3 separate regions of the Homo sapiens genome follow, and all the other regions are linked to region 1. Evidence: read pairs that join two places in POLR2A ChIA-PET (ENCODE). Cell type or tissue: OCI-LY7. All regions are shown on one strand.

What was found. ChIA-PET counts read pairs that join two places held together with the same protein. Peaks named below come from ENCODE experiments on the same cell type or tissue, not always from the same donor. Only the 100,000 strongest peaks of a DNase experiment are listed, where the experiment ranks them.
Region 2: POLR2A ChIA-PET joins it to region 1 with 6 read pairs; 4 of 35 experiments call an interaction of 5 or more read pairs at or near these places.
Region 3: POLR2A ChIA-PET joins it to region 1 with 5 read pairs; 2 of 35 experiments call an interaction of 5 or more read pairs at or near these places.

Annotation. Positions count from the first base shown.
Region 1 is chr17:75,582,053-75,587,052 of GRCh38, forward strand. No RefSeq gene overlaps it. Among named protein-coding and RNA genes, the nearest start is that of MYO15B, 3.2 kb to the right of the region's middle. In OCI-LY7, no CTCF peak of the experiment used is centred here; a DNase peak (open chromatin) is centred at 2,369.
Region 2 is chr17:75,654,701-75,659,700 of GRCh38, forward strand. It overlaps RECQL5 (RecQ like helicase 5), which reads right to left. Exons shown (of 20, transcript NM_004259.7): 7 at 3,598-3,760. It overlaps LOC107985013 (a long non-coding RNA gene), which reads left to right. Exons shown (of 3, transcript XR_001753017.1): 3 at 3,484-4,158. Among named protein-coding and RNA genes, the nearest start is that of RECQL5, 10 kb to the right of the region's middle. In OCI-LY7, no CTCF peak of the experiment used is centred here; no DNase peak of the experiment used is centred here; H3K27ac peaks cover 426 bases.
Region 3 is chr17:75,687,027-75,692,026 of GRCh38, forward strand. The region is part of intron 3 of SAP30BP (SAP30 binding protein); the gene reads left to right. Among named protein-coding and RNA genes, the nearest start is that of SAP30BP-AS1, 4.7 kb to the left of the region's middle. RefSeq lists enhancers at 1,109-1,610, 1,611-2,110. In OCI-LY7, no CTCF peak of the experiment used is centred here; DNase peaks (open chromatin) are centred at 1,365, 1,995 and 2,705; H3K4me3 peaks cover 2,800 bases; H3K27ac peaks cover 4,646 bases.

The DNA.
Region 1 (5,000 bases):
CCCATGTGCTTTCTGTTCTGTGTCTGTTTCCCTCACTCCTTTTCTGTCTATAAAGGTAGGCTCCTCTGCTCAGCTGGTAAGAACATTCAATTTTATATAATTCTATTTTATAGAATGAGGTGTTGCCTGATTCTAGAATCACAAGTAAAAGCCAGTTAAGTTTTTTTTTTTTTTTTTTTAGATGGAGTCTCGCTCTGTCGCCCAGGCTGCAGTGTACTGGTGTGATATCAGTTCACTGCAACCTCCTCCCGGGTTCAAGTGATTCTTCAGCCTCAGTCTCCTGAGTAGCGGGGAGTACAGGCGCACACCACCACAACCGGCTCATTTTTGTATTTTTAGTAGAGACGGGGTTTCACCATGTTATCAGGCTGGTCTTGAACTCCCGACCTCAGGTGATCCCCCTGCCTCAGCCTCCCAAAGTGTTGAGATTACAGGTGTGAGCCACCGCGCCTAGCCTGCCATTGAAGATCTTTTAACTAAACGTGTTGTAATTTTTTTTGATACTTCTCCCACACCCATTCTCCATCTGGGCCTTTGGAGCCAGACTGCTTGAGCTGGCATCCCCGCTCTGACAGTCCCTAGGTGTGTGCCTCCGTGGTATCATCCCTAGAATGAACATCCTCATAGCACCTTCTTCTTACAGTGCTCTCAGGATTAAATAAATTCACAGAAAAGTGCTTAGATCCTGGCTAACACGGTGAAACCCCATCTCTACTAAAAATACAAAAAATTAGCCGGGTGTATTGGTGGGCGCCTGTAGTCCCAGCTACTCAGGAGGCTGAGGCAGGAGAATGGCGTGAACCCAAAAGGCGGAGCTTGCAGTGAGCTGAGATCGCACCACTGGACTCCGGCCTGTGCGACAGAGCGAGATTCCGTCTCAGAAAAAAAAAAAAAGGGCTTATGGCATGCCTTGAGCATAAGAAGCCCTGAGGTGCTAGCTATCTGCTACTATTATCGTTATTGTTTGTCCAGGGCAAAACTGAGCTCTCTGGCCGGGTATTGGGGCTCATACCTGTAATCCCAGCACTTTGGGAGGCCGAGACGGGCGGATCATGAGGTCAGGAGGGCAAGACCATCCTGGCTAACGTGGTGAAACCCCATCTCTACTAAAGATACAAAAAATTAGCTGGGCACGGTGGCATGCGCTTGTAGTCCCAGCTACTCGGGAGTAGCTGAGTGACAGAATAAGACTCCGTCTAAAAAAAAAAAAAAAAACTGAGCTCTTTCTCTATGCTGTTTTAATTTTTTTTGTGGTTTTGGTTTTGGTTTTTGAGACAGGGTCTTGCTCTGTTGCCCAGGCTGGAGTGCAGTAGCACAATCACTGCTCTCTGCAGCCTCCATCTCCCAGACTTAAGCAATACTCCCACCTCAGCCTCCCAAGTAGTTGGGACTACAGGCGTGTGCCACCATGCTCAGCTAATATTTTTTTTTTTTTTTTGAGACGGAGTCTCATTCTGTCACTCAGGCTGGAGTGCAGTGGCGCAATCTCTGCTCACTGCAACCTCTGCCTCCCAGGTTTAAGCGATTCTCCTGCCTCAGCCTCCTGACTAGCTGAGATTACAGGCATGTGCCACCACACCCAGCTAATTTTTGTATTTTTAGTAGAGACGGTTTCACCATGTTGGCCAGGCTGGTCTCGAACTCCTGACCTCAAGTGATCTGCCCACCTCAGTCTCCCAAGAGCTGGGATTACAGACATGAGCCACTGCACCTGGCCTCCAGCTAATTTTTGAAAATTTTTTGTAGAGATGGGGTCTTGCTGTGTTGCTCTGGATGGTCTGGAACTCCGGGATCAAGCAATCCTCAGCCTCTCAAAGTGCTGAGATTACATTTGTGAGCCACCATGCCCAGCCCACTGTGCTATAAGATACAAACCAGGCTGGGTGCGGTAGCTCATGCCTGTAGTCCCAGCACTTTGGGAGGCCGAGGTGGGTGGATCACGAGGTCAGGAGTTTGAGACCAGCCTGGCCTATATGGTGAAACTCCGTCTCTACTAAAAATGCAAAAATTAGCCGGGAGTGGTGGTGTGCACCTGTAGTCCCAGCTGCTCAGGAGGCTGAGGTAGGAGAATCACTTGAACCCAGGAGGTGGAGGTTGCAGTGAGCCGAGATCGCACCACTGCACTCCAGCCTAGGCAACAGAGCAAGACTCCGTCTCAAAAAAAAAAAAAAAGATACAAACCAACAGTGCACAAGTCATAGGAGAACGACTCAGCAAATCCCCACAAACTGAACAAACGCATCACCCATATCTCAGAGCTTCCCTTGTGTCTCCTTTGAGTCACTACTGACCCTGGAGGGACCACTCTGTAGATCACTTTGCCTGTTTTTGTACTTTATATAAATAGAACGCAGTGGATGCTCTTTCATGCCTGGCTTCCTTCACTCACCATTATGCTTGCAAGATTATCCACATTGTTGCTGACAGCTGTAGACAGTTCTCAATGCTGTGTACTAATCCACCGGGTGAATACCTCACCCACGTTCTGCTTCTTGCAGGAGAAACGAGTGCTCAGACTATAATCATCCTTTGCCCCAGCACAACTGGCGATAGGGGAGTACAGCTTGCAGACATCTACAGGCTGCGGTTACCTGTGAGCTCGTAGTCCTTCTAACAGCTGCCTCCCTCTCCAGAAGGCTGCCTCCTTGAGAATGCAGGCTGCAAAGGCCAAATCACTGTCAACTTGTTGCTCAAACCAGGCCTCTGGGCTGTGAACAGCCCTCTCGGGCAATGTGGGTGCTGGCAACAGCTGCAACCATGTCTAAGGCTGGTTCTAGGAGGTGTGCAGAGAGATGGGCACAAGGCAGGCGTGGGCTGACAAGGGCATTCCGAAGGAAAGTGCTGCAGTCTGGAATGTCACCTCCCCTGCTCTGTGCTGGGTGCTGCTCCTGGTGAGGAAAGGCCACAGCAAACCGGTCAGTGGGGGCATGGGAGTCCCTGTGGGGCACGTCACAGGCCCCACCTGGACGACCCATCTGACTCCATCGTGGGTCCTCTGAGCCTGCCCCAGCACAGCTGCCTTGCCCCAGGGCCCTCAAGTAGCCTCACAAATCCTGCCTGGGTTTAACAGTCTAATAATCAAGAAACTCCTGACCGGGTGAGGTGGCTCACACCTGTAATCCCACCACTTTGGGAGGCCAAGGGCGGCCGATCACTTGAGGCCAGGCGTTCAAGACCAGCCTGGGCAACATGGTGAAACCCCATCTCTACTAAACATACAAAACTAGTAGGGCATGGTGGTGCACGCCTGTAATCCCAGCTACAGGCTGAGGTGGGAGGATCCCTTGAATCCAGAAGGCAGAGGTTGCAGTGAGCCGAGATCGCGCCACTGCACTCCAGCCTGGGCAACAGAGCGAGACTCCGTCTCAAAAAAGAAACAGACCTTCTCACACCCAATAAATAGAGAGATGGGGAAGGATGAGAAGAGAGTGGTCTCAGAAAAGGAAGTAAAGTGGCTCTAAGAGCAGGAGAGCTGCTTATTTTCACAGATAAATGAACTTAAAGAGGCACCGAGTTTTTTTTTTTATTTTATTTAAAAAAAATTTTTTTGATACATATTAGATGTACTTATTTTGGGGGTACATGTGATAATTTGATATAATCAAATCAGGGTAATTGGGGTATCTGTCACCTTTTCTTTTTCTAATACTAGGAGCATTTGAATCATTCTCTGTTGTGGTAATCAGATCCAACACCAGGTAGTGGGGGTGATGAAGTCCGGCAGAGTCAAAGGAATGAGAAAAAGACAGTTTGAGAGAGAAAGTGGGACCAGGGGACCATCGCGAGTGTGGAGGCTGTGAAGGCCCCTGGGCACTGGGAGCCCAGGCTATTTATTGGTGCTCAAAGAGGTGGTGAGGATGTGGAGGTTGAAAGGAAATAGTGTATCAAGTGAACGAGAAACATACAGCTGCTTGAGATAATGGGAGTGCTAGAAGCAAGGAGCCAGCAAGTCTAGCAGACATGCAAGTCCTGCCTGAGCTTCTCTCCCAACACTCAGCTTTTCTCCCAACAATTCTCTTCTAGCTATTTGGAAATGTACAATCAATTAATGTTATCTATAGTCATCCCACTGATCTATTGAACACTAGATCTTATTTCCTCAAAGTGGCACTGAAATTTTGTCATGTTTCAGAGTGTTGGAAAAGAATGGTGGTCTCCCATTATTGGTGGCAATATAAATCGGCACAACCTTTGTGGAGAAAAATTTGGAAATCTCAAAATTACAAATGCAAGTGCCCTATGGTGCAGCGATTCTACTTATAGTTGATTCTATGCAGATGCTGGTGAAATTGTATTCCAGTATTGGCTGTAACTTAAGCAAAAGATGAGAGGAAGGAAGGATCCACCTTTTTTTTTTTTTTTTTTTTTTTAAGAGAGTGAGTCTTGCTCTGTCACCTAGGCTGGAGTAGGGTGGAACAATCTCAGCTCACTGCAATCTCCGCCTCCTGGGTTCAAGCGATTCTCTTGCCTCAGCCTCCCGAGTAGCTGGGGTTACAGGCATGTGCCACCACACCTAGGTAATTTTTGTATTTTTAGTAGAGATGGGGTTTCACCATGTTGGCCAGGCAGATCTCGAACTCCTGACATCAGGTGATCCACCCACTTCGGCCTCCCAAAATGCTGGGATTACAGGCATGAGCCACCTCACTTGGCCAGGATCCACTTTGGATGTAGAAACCCATCAATAAGGAATTGGTTCAACCATGGTGCATTTATTTGCAAGGAAGAGAGGGAGGAGAGAAGGGAGGAAGGCAGGCTGGCTTTTTATGGTATTATTATGAAATCACCAGATTACATTGTTAAGTGAAAAAGGCAAAGTGGAGACCCCGGAGCTACATAAGCTACCACTTGTGCTAAAGGGGAAAAATATAATATTTGCTTTTCTCTGCATGGAAAGTTTTTGTTGTTGTTTCTTTGTTTTTGAGACAAACAAAATGCTGTCACCCAGGCTGGAGTGCAGTGGTGTGATCTCAGCTCACTGCAAGCTCTGCCTCCTGGGT
Region 2 (5,000 bases), 73 kb after region 1:
CCTTGAATTCCTAGGCTCAAGCAATCCTCCCAGCTCAGCATCCTGAGTAGCTAGAACTACAGGCGCACATCACCATGCTCAGCTAATTTTTTTTATTATTATTAGTTTTTGAAACAGGGTCTCACTCTGTTACCCAGGTTGGAGTGCAATGGTATGATCTCAGCTCACTGCAGCCTTGACCTCCTGGACTCAAGTGATCCTCCCACCTCAGCCTCTTGCGTAGCTGGAACTACAGGTGCATACCACTACACCCAGCTAATTTTTAAATATTTTGTAGAGATAAAGTCTTGTTACATTGCCCAAACTACTCAAACTCCTGGCCTCAAGAGATCCTCCCATGTCATTCTCCCGAAGTGTTGGGATTACAAGCATGAGCCACCTCACCCAGCCTAACATTTTTAAACATGTCATTTGATAAATTTTTCTGGGAACTTTCTTTTCATATTATTTGCTTTTCATATCCTTTGTTCAAGCGATTTTCCTACTTCAGCCTCCCGAGTAACTGGGATTACAGGAGCCCGCCACCACGCGCGGCTAATTTTTGTATTTTTAGTAGAGACGGGGTTTCACCATGTTGGCCGGCTGGTCTCGAACTACTGGCCTCAAGTGATCCGCTCGCCTTGGCCTCCCAAAGTGCTGGGATTACAAGCATGAGCCCCTGCGCCTGGCCTTTTTTTTTTTGAGACAGAGTCTCGCTCTATCACCCAGGCTGGAGTGCAGTGGTGCAATCTGGGCTCACTGCAAGCTCCGCCTTCCGGGTTCATGCCATTCTCCTGCCTCAGCCTCCCGAGTAGCTGGGACTACAGGCGCCCGCCACGACGCCCAGCTAATATTTTTGTATTTTTAATAGAGATGGGGTTTCACCATGTTAGCCAGGATGGTCTTGATCTCCTGACCTCGTGATCTGCCCACCTCGTCCTCCCAAAGTGCTGGGATTACAGGCGTGAGCCACCGCACCTGGCCTTTTTAATTTTTATTTTTATTTTGAGACAGGGTCTCACTTTGTCGCCCAGGCTGGAGTGCGTCCTCCACTCCATGGTATGATCTCAGCTTACCGCAACCTCAACCTCCTAGGTTCAAGTGATTCTCCCACCTCAGCCTTCCCAGTAGCTGGGACTACAGGTGTGTGCCACCATGCTTGGCTAATTTTTGTATTTTTTTTGTTAGAGACGGGCTTCACTATGTTGGGCCGGATGGTCCTGAACTCCTAACCTCAGGTGATCTGCCTGCCTTGGCCTCCCAAAGTGCTGGGATTACAGGCAAGAGCCACTGCTCCTGGCCCCAGAGCTTGTTTTCTCTTGGTGAGATTTTAGTTTTCTTCATCTAAATCAGTGGTTGTCAACCCTGGCCATATATTCAAAGCAACTGGGGAGCTTTTTTTGGTTTATTTTGAGACCGACTTTCACTCTTGTTGCCCAGGCTGGAATGCAATGGCGCGATCTCGGCTCACCACAACCTCCACCTCGTGGGTTCAAGTCATTCTCCTGCTTCAGCCTCTTCCAAGTAGCTGGGATTACAGGCATGCGCCACCACACCTGGCTAATTTTGCATTTTTTTAGTAGAGACGGGGTTTCTCCATGTTGGTCAGGCTGGTCTCAAACTCCCGACCTCAGGTGATCTGCCCGCCTCAGCCTCCCAAAGTGCTGGGATTACAGGCGTGAGCCACCGCACCCAGCCTACTGGGGAGCTTTTTGAAAAAAACTCGTGTTAACAGCTTGTAACACTTATTCCTAAGTATTTTATAAGTTTTATTGTTGTAAATTAAGTTTTTTTTTTGTTTCTATTTCTAGGTATTTATGGTAATGTGGAGAAAAGCTACTGATTTTTTTTTTCCTTGGCTCTCATCTGACTAGAGAAAAGCTACTGATCTTTAAACTATTTCTCTTATATTCAACCAGTTTGCCAGATTTTCTTATGATTGAGTAGATTTCTAGTAGGGTTTTTGTGTTTCTAGGCACAATGTGTTGTCATTTCTACCTGCTGTTGTCTTCTCTCCTACTTTCATTATCCTTGCGAATTTATGTATATTTATCCTTCTATTGTCTTTTTTTTTTTTTTTTTTGAGACAGAGTCTCACTCTGTCCCCCAGGCTGGAGTGCAGAGGCGTGATCTCGGCTCACTGCAAGCTCTGCCTCCTGGGTTCACGCCCTTCTCCTGCCCCAACCTCCCAAGTAGCTGGGACTACAGGCGCCCGCCACCACGCCCGGCTAATTTTTTGTATTTTTAGTAGAGACGGGGTTTCACCGTGTTAGTCAGGATCGTCTTGATCTCCTGACCTCGTGATCCACCCGCCTCGGCCTCCCAAAGTGCTGGGATTACAGGCGTAAGCCATCGCGCCCGGCCCCTTTATTGTCATTTTGGCAGAGATTAGAAATAAGTACTTATAGGCTGGACACGGTGGCTCACGCCTGTAATCCCAGCACTCTGGGAGCCTAAGGTGGGAGGCTCACTTGAGCTCAGGAGTTTGAGACCAGCCTGGGTAACATAACAAGAGCTCGTCTCTACAAAACAAACAAACAAAAAACAAGGGAAGATTAAGCCAGGTGCAGTGGCACATGCCTCTGGTCCCAGCGACTTGAGAGGCAGAGGCAGGAGGATCACTCGAGCCCAGGAGTTCGAGGGTATACTGTGCTATGATTACGCCTGTGAATCACCACTGCACTTGAGCCTGAGCAACACAGAGAGACCCCATCTCTTTAACAAAAGAAACAAGGCAGTACTGATCTTGACCACATAAAATAACATGTACACAAAAGACAATATTAAGGCCGGGAGCAGTAGCTCACACCTGTAATCTCAGTAGTTTGGGAGTTTGAGGCAGGAGGATTACTTGAGCCCAGGAGTCATGAGACCAGTCTGGGCACCATAGTGAAACCCCATCTCTGCCAAAAACTGAAAAAAAAATTAGCTGGGCGTGGTGGCACACACCTGTGGTCCCAGCTACTCAAGGTGGGAAGATTATTTATGGCCAGGAGTTAGAGGCTGCTGTGAACCATGACTATGCTACTGCACTTTAGCCTGGGTGACAGTGAGAGACCTTGTCTCTTAAAAAAAAAAAAAAAAAAAAAGGTGGGCACAGTGGCTCATGCTTGTAACCCCAACACTTTGGGAGGCCGAGGCAGGCGGATCACGAGGTCATGAGATCGAGACCATCCTGGCCAACATGGTGAAACCCTGTTTCTACTAAAAATACAAGAATTAGCTGGGCATGGTGGCATGCACCTGTAATCCCAGTTACTCAGGAGGCTGAGGCAGAAGAATCGCTTGAACCCGGGAGGCGGAGGTTGCAGTGAGCCGAGTTCATGCCATTGCACTCCAGCCTGAGCGACGGAGTGAGACTCTGTCTCAAAAAAAAGAAAAAAGAAAAAAAGCTAGTATTAAGATAATTTAAATATTTAAATATTTAGAAAGAAAAAGTCTAACCTAGCTTGTTGTAAGCTGCCTACCTAACCAATACGCCATTTCCCTTTGCTATACTTACAGGTTGGGAGCAGCCTCCTCTAGCTTACACAAGCATCATCAGAGTTCAGAAATCAGCTTCACAAAACTGGAGAGTGGTGGGTCAGACTGAAAGACCTTCTACTGCCCAAGCCTTACCTGGAGTTTTGCTACTTCCTTCCTGATCAGGAAGCTGACTTGGTCCCGGTCATTCCTGGAGTAATAGAGACGGCACCAGGAAGGCTTCCCATCCCTGCCAGCCCGGCCAGACTCCTGGTAGTACCCAGCCATAGACTTGGCAATATTCCAATGGGCGACAAACCTGTAGGATCCAAAGGGACAAGCAGCATGAGATGGTGGAGAAGCTGAGTGTCCTTTGGAGGAGTAATCATGACTAGGAGAGCAGGGAGGCCAGCAGATAGGGAGGGAGAGGGATAGTCCCAGAGTTAGAATAGTTAAGACACCTGTAGCCCATCAGCACGTCTCCCTTCTAGAAGCAGCCCAGCTTAGAGGCCACAGCAGGAGTTAAGGGGGGGCAAATCCAGCACATATGAGGGGCCAAAAAACTCAGCCAGGGCCCAGTGGAAAAAATACTGGACCTAAAGAAACAAAATGAGGCTCTGCCACTTATGAGCTATGCAAATTTGAATAAGTTATTTATAACTTCTTTGGAGAGGGAAAGGAATAATATTTATTAAATACCTCCTATGTGCCAGTTTATATATGTCTCATTTAATTGTTAGTCACCATCATGTGAGGTAGCCCATTCTCCAGAATATGAGATTCAGAAAGGTAAATTTGTACAAGGTTACACAGTAAAGGGTCAGCAGAGCTAGAATTTGGGCCTAGGGGTGTCTGCCTTCAAAACTGGCTCTTAACAAGATACCACAGACCCAGGATTCATTTTATTTATTTTGCTTGTTTTTTATTTTATTTTATTTTTAGATGGAGTCTTGCTCTGTCACCAGGCTGGAGTGCAGTGGAGTGATCTCAGCTCACTGCAACCTCCACCTCCCGGGTTCAAGCGATTCTCCTGCCTCAGCCTCCTGAGTAGCTGGGACTACAGGTGGGCGCCACCATGCCCAGCTAATTTTTGTATTTTTAGTAGAGACGGGGTTTCACCATGTTAGCCAGGATGGTCTCAATCTGTTGACCTCATGATCCGCCTGCCTCGGCCTCCCAAAGTGCTAGGATTACAGGCATAAGCCACTGTGCCCGGCCTTGTTTTTTATTTTTCAAGACAGGGTCTTGCTCTGTTGCACACGCTAGAGTACAGTGGCACAATCACAGCTCATTGCAGCCTCAACCCCCGGCCTCAAGCAATCCTTCCACCTCGGCTTCCCAAGTATCCAGGACTACAGGCACATGCCACTATACCTGGCTAATTTTTAATTTTATAGAGATGGAGTCTTGCTATGTTGCCCAGGCTGGTCTCGAACTCCTGGGCTCAAGCAATCCTCCCATCTGGTCCTCCCAAAGTGCTGGAATTATAGGTGTGAACCACTACACCTGGCAGCATACCCAGGGTTCGAACTCTGATTCTGAAGTCGGTGTTCTTTCAA
Region 3 (5,000 bases), 100 kb after region 1:
AGAGGGTTTCTGGAGGATGGCATAGCAGTTGTTCTGAAGCAGCTGTATTGCCTGATGGTTAAGAGCACAGTTTCATGGGACTGTTGTGAAAAATGAGATTCTTAATTGAAGAGCTTAGCATAATACCTAAACTTATTCCCCTAGATTGAGTTTTCATATTTTATCCTCAATGCTTGGCCCATTGCTTGGTGTATAAATCATGCTCAATAAATTATCTGTGGAAAAAATAAATGAATTAACTATACAGTAATTATTTTTGTCTTAGGATTTAGGAGCATTAGGCCCAGTGTTCGGAAAGAGGATGCAGGGCCAGATGTGGTGGCTCACACCTGTAATCCCAGCATTTTGGGAGGCTGTGGCAGGAGGATTGCTTGAGCCTACGAGTTCAAGAGCAGCCTGGGCAACATAGTGAGACCCCATCTCTACAAAAAATTTAAAAATTAGCCAGCCATGGTGGTGCATGCCTGTAATCCCAGCTACTTGGGAGGCTGAGGCAAGAGAATTGCTTGAGCCCAGGAGGTCAAGGCTGCAATGAGCTATGATTGCGCCAGTGTACTCCAGCCTGTGTGACAGAGTGAGACCCTGTCTCAGGAAAAAAAAAAAAAAAAAGATGATGCAGAAAGATGAACAAAGAATTGGGTTTGAAATTTTTTTGTAATTCAGCGTTGGTGTCCCCTCCCCACCTTCTCCTGCCCCTTGGCAGACTTTTATTGCAAGCCTAGCCCTTTTGTTAGCTGCTCTTCTGCTGCCTGTCCGTCTGACATTTCTAGTGAATCTACACATGAAACTCACTGTGGAGTTGACCAGGCTGGGAGTCTGAAGTTAAAACATAACAGCTGAAGGTAGGTGTGGAACCTAAACTTGACAGAAGACAAACTGACAGTGTTTGGGGTGTGTGTGTGTGTGTGTGTGTGTGTGTGTGTGTGTGTGAGAGAGACAGAGAGAGGTCAGTGCTTGAGCACCTTCTGTGGACCAGGCTGACTATTAGACTTGGTGATTTTTGTGAGTACACAGAGTAGAGTAGTTTGTCTTCATCGGCCAGGTGAGCATGAGGGTAGAGGAAGGCTTCCCTGGGCTGGGCTGAGGCCTACACGGGGCTTTCTAGGCAGGAGTGGGGAGAAGGTGATTTCAGGGAGCAGGCATTGCAAAGATCCTGGGTGCAGAAAGGGGAGGAAGAGGCTGAAATGGGCAGCAGGGAATCCTCAAGGCTCGTGGGCCACAGTGAGGATCTGTTTTTAAGGAGCTATTGTGCTCGTGAAGTGAGATCTCATCAGGCCATGGGCTGTCCCAGGTCTGAGAGAATAAAGGTTTGAAAGGAGTCATTTTACTAATCTGCCTCCCTAGCTGCCACGTACTTGTAAGATGCAAGATTACATTGCCCAACAGGAAACCCCCAGTCTGTAGCATTCTTGCCTGTGGCCTCGGGGCTGGCTGCCCTGTGCCCCTGTTCAGAGTGCTTTCTCTGTGCCCGCTACTCCCGAAGCTGGAAAGAAAACATGACGTTTAGATTTGGTGGGATCTAGATGCTGGCGGCTGCCTTTGTGGAACTCAAGTTTGACACTGGAGCTTTGTGGGGCCGGTTCCAGGAAGGATTGAGGAAGCATTGTTGGCTGTAAATAAACCTCCATTCTCTTACTCAGGACTTGGTACTTCTCTGCTGAGTAAATCCTCCCAGCTCAAATGGCAGCTTGTCCAGTTTCGTGGGTCTATATTGTTGTTACTTCCTTCCTGCGCTCCAGTCAGCTTCATCAATGGCTGGACTTTTGTATTCTCTGCAGGAGGAACCATATTCCAGGTTCTGTAATTCTTGAGAACCAGGCCCCTGCCACTGACCTACAGTTGCATCTTCCAAGTCTCAGTCACAGTTGGTTAAGAAACCAAATTGGCAGGTTGAGATCACTATTCTTCTCCAGGGACAGCGCCCAGTGTGCCGCAGCCGCCTCCTGCTCTGGTTGTTGGGCCTTTAGTCTCAGGTGGGGTCTGGGTGGATGAGGGGTGCAGGCAGAGGAGGAGACCTCGGCTCAGATTGGTGTCCTCCACCAGCTCAGCGTTTAAACCATACTTCCTCTTTCCTCCTTTCTGTTTTCTAACTTGGCTTTTGTTTTTGTCTTTTCGTTTTTCCTTGTATCTTTTTTTTTTTTTTTTGGAGACAATCTTGCTCTTTCAGGCTGGAGTGCAGTGGCGCAATCTCGGCTCACTGCAACCTCCACCTCTCAAGTAGCTGGGATTACAGGCATGCACCACCATGCCCGGCTAATTTTTGTATTTTTAGTGGAGAGGAGGTTTTACCATGTTGTCCAGGCTGGTCCCAAACTCCTGGCCTCAAGTGATCTGCGCACCTCAGCCTCCCAACTCCCCCAGCCTGTTTTTCCTTGTGTCTTGATTGGAATTGAATGAGGGGGCTGAAGAGGTGGGCCTAGTCTTTTCTCCCAGGAGCAGCCTTCCTTTCCTAGGTGAGGTGCTTTGTTTTCACCTTCCTTAGGAACTGGGTGAAAAGCCCTCAGCCTGTTCTGGCTGTGTGTTGTTGCTCATGTCTCTGGGCTGCGGGTTCCATGCCCTCTGGCTGATGTAGACAGATGCCTGGTGACTAGACATCCAGGATGAGCTCATTACTTTAACCAACTGAGAATTTCTACCTGAAGGCCAGTGGGTGGATTCATACGAGTCAAGACAGGTGTTTCCTGTGCATTTCAAAACGCTGCTGGCGGGGAAGAGATGAACAGTGCTTTCTTGTTGCTTTTTGCTTGTATCCTCACAGCCCTTCTTTCCGCTTCCTGCCTCTTTAAGGGCATAGTGAGAATCTCCCCCAGAGCAGGTGGTTTAACACCAGTGCCTTGAACGACTGGCAGTTTAATAATCGAGCCTTTCTTCCGTCTCCTTAATTCTGTCATTTAAAATATTTCAGTGGGCGAGAGGTGACTTCTATCAATTAAAAGATTTCAATGGGAGGGAGGTGAGGAATGAAAAATTACCTACCGGGTACAGTGTTCACTTTCTGGGTGATGGGTACACTGGGAGCCCAAACCTTACTTATCATTACACAATAATATATCCATGTAACAGACCTGCACATATACCACCAAATCTAAAATAAAATACTTTTTTTTAAATTATAAAATAAATCGTTCATCACATGTTTTTTCTGACACATGGCTGGCTTCCATGATAACTGTCATGGGTGCTTGGTCCATTTTTCATACTAAATACCTCCTATCTGAGACATGACTGGTAAGAGGGCATCTCTTTAGGCCTGTCCTCCCTGTGGTGGAGGTCGTTATAGAGGCATATCATTACTGTTTGAATAGAGGTCACTTTTATTGGATGAAACTTGATTCAGTGGATGGTTGTGTGTAAATGGTACTAAAAAGCAGCTCTGGGGTATTTCAGGGTCTCCCTGTGTCACCCAGGCTGGAGTGCAGTGGCATGATCATAGCTCACTGCAGCTTTGACCTCCCAGACTCAGGTGATCTCTCCTCAGCCTCCCAAGTAGCTAGGACTACAGGCTGGTCTCAAACTCCTGGACTCAAGCAGTCAGGCCCACCTCAGCCTCTCAAAGTGCTGGGATTACAGGCGTGAGCCACTGCGCCTGACCAAGCGAGCACTTTAGGATCCAGAGAACTTAGGTTGTTGTCTTTCTTCTTTAGGAGAAGCTCGGCACAGTGACAGAGGCACCCAGGGCTCAGCAAGCTCATGGCCCAGCTTGTTGGACTCAGAGGGCAGAAGAATCACATTCTAAACATGATAAGGTATAGCCAGCAGGAGGCAGATTCCCAGATTGATTCTCCAGAGCCTTGTAGGTCCCAAGGGTGCCTATGACACCAATGGGAATCTGAACCAACACAGACAGCACAGTCTTCTTAGGAGACCCTAGTGCAGCAGCGCTGGCCTCCTCCTGAGCGTGCACGCTTATATGGCTTCTGAGCTGGCCAGGCTACTTCATGCATTTGGTTTAATGGGTCCTCGTAAGGCAGGAGAATCTTCTTGAACTTGGAGTTGGGTCTGTGGTCCATTGGTCAGTACTTTGTTCAGAGGCACTGAGGGTGGGAAGGCTCATGGAGCTGGATTCTGCTGCTGGGAAGCTGGGTGGGCCTTGTTTGTGGGCCTCAGGTTCAGGACTGAATGAGAGTCCTCTTGTTGCGAGTTGAGGGTGTACTCTGGGCATGCCATGCCCTTTTTTTGTACTAAGAGGGTAGAAAAGCAAAGACCAGACTAGTTGGCAAATTGGAACCCAACTACCCAGTTTATTTATTTCTTAGGCGTAGAAGGAATAATTTAGGGGGAACTGAAGAGCCAACCTAAAGGAAAAAAATAAAATAAAGGGATAAAATACTTCCTGTGATTTTGCCCCATCATCTCTTTTCTTCCAGAGACGTGACTCAACAACCTCAGCTGAGCCTGGCAGCACACACACCCCACACTCCTTTCCATCTCCAGGTTCACAAAAGCCACAAGAAGCCACGGGGAGGCTCCTGGCCTCTTACTTTACCTAAGGAGGCCCTGAAGTGGCAAGTGTGTTTCCCCTTGAAGAGCCATTGCATGTTTGGTGACTAACTTCCTGTGGCTTTGGGGTAGACATGGTAGACTCCTTGTGTGGGGATTGGGCCTCTGCAGTTGAGTCCATGAGAAGGGGTGGGTGTGGTATGGTGCGGAGCCTTGGGGAAGGGTGAGTGGGGGCTGGAGGGAGAGTTAACGAATGGTCAGTCCCTGTATGATCAGCCAGCTGGCGGGTGAGGGAGGAGCTGATGTTTTCCTACAATCAGCACCCAGAAAGCTGTTCTCTAGAGGGAAAATGTGAGGGCATTTTACAGTCCCATGTATTGTTACTAACACTCTTGAACACTGGTTTCCTGAGAGTCACTGCTACAAAGGGATTGTTGGTCCCCTGAGAGACTGGCAGTCTCTATAGGGCTGCTGATTTATGACTGCGGCAGTCTCTATAGAGCCGCTGATTTATGACTGCAACCTGAAGTTGGTGTGGCAGTCCTCCAGGCGCGCCTCCC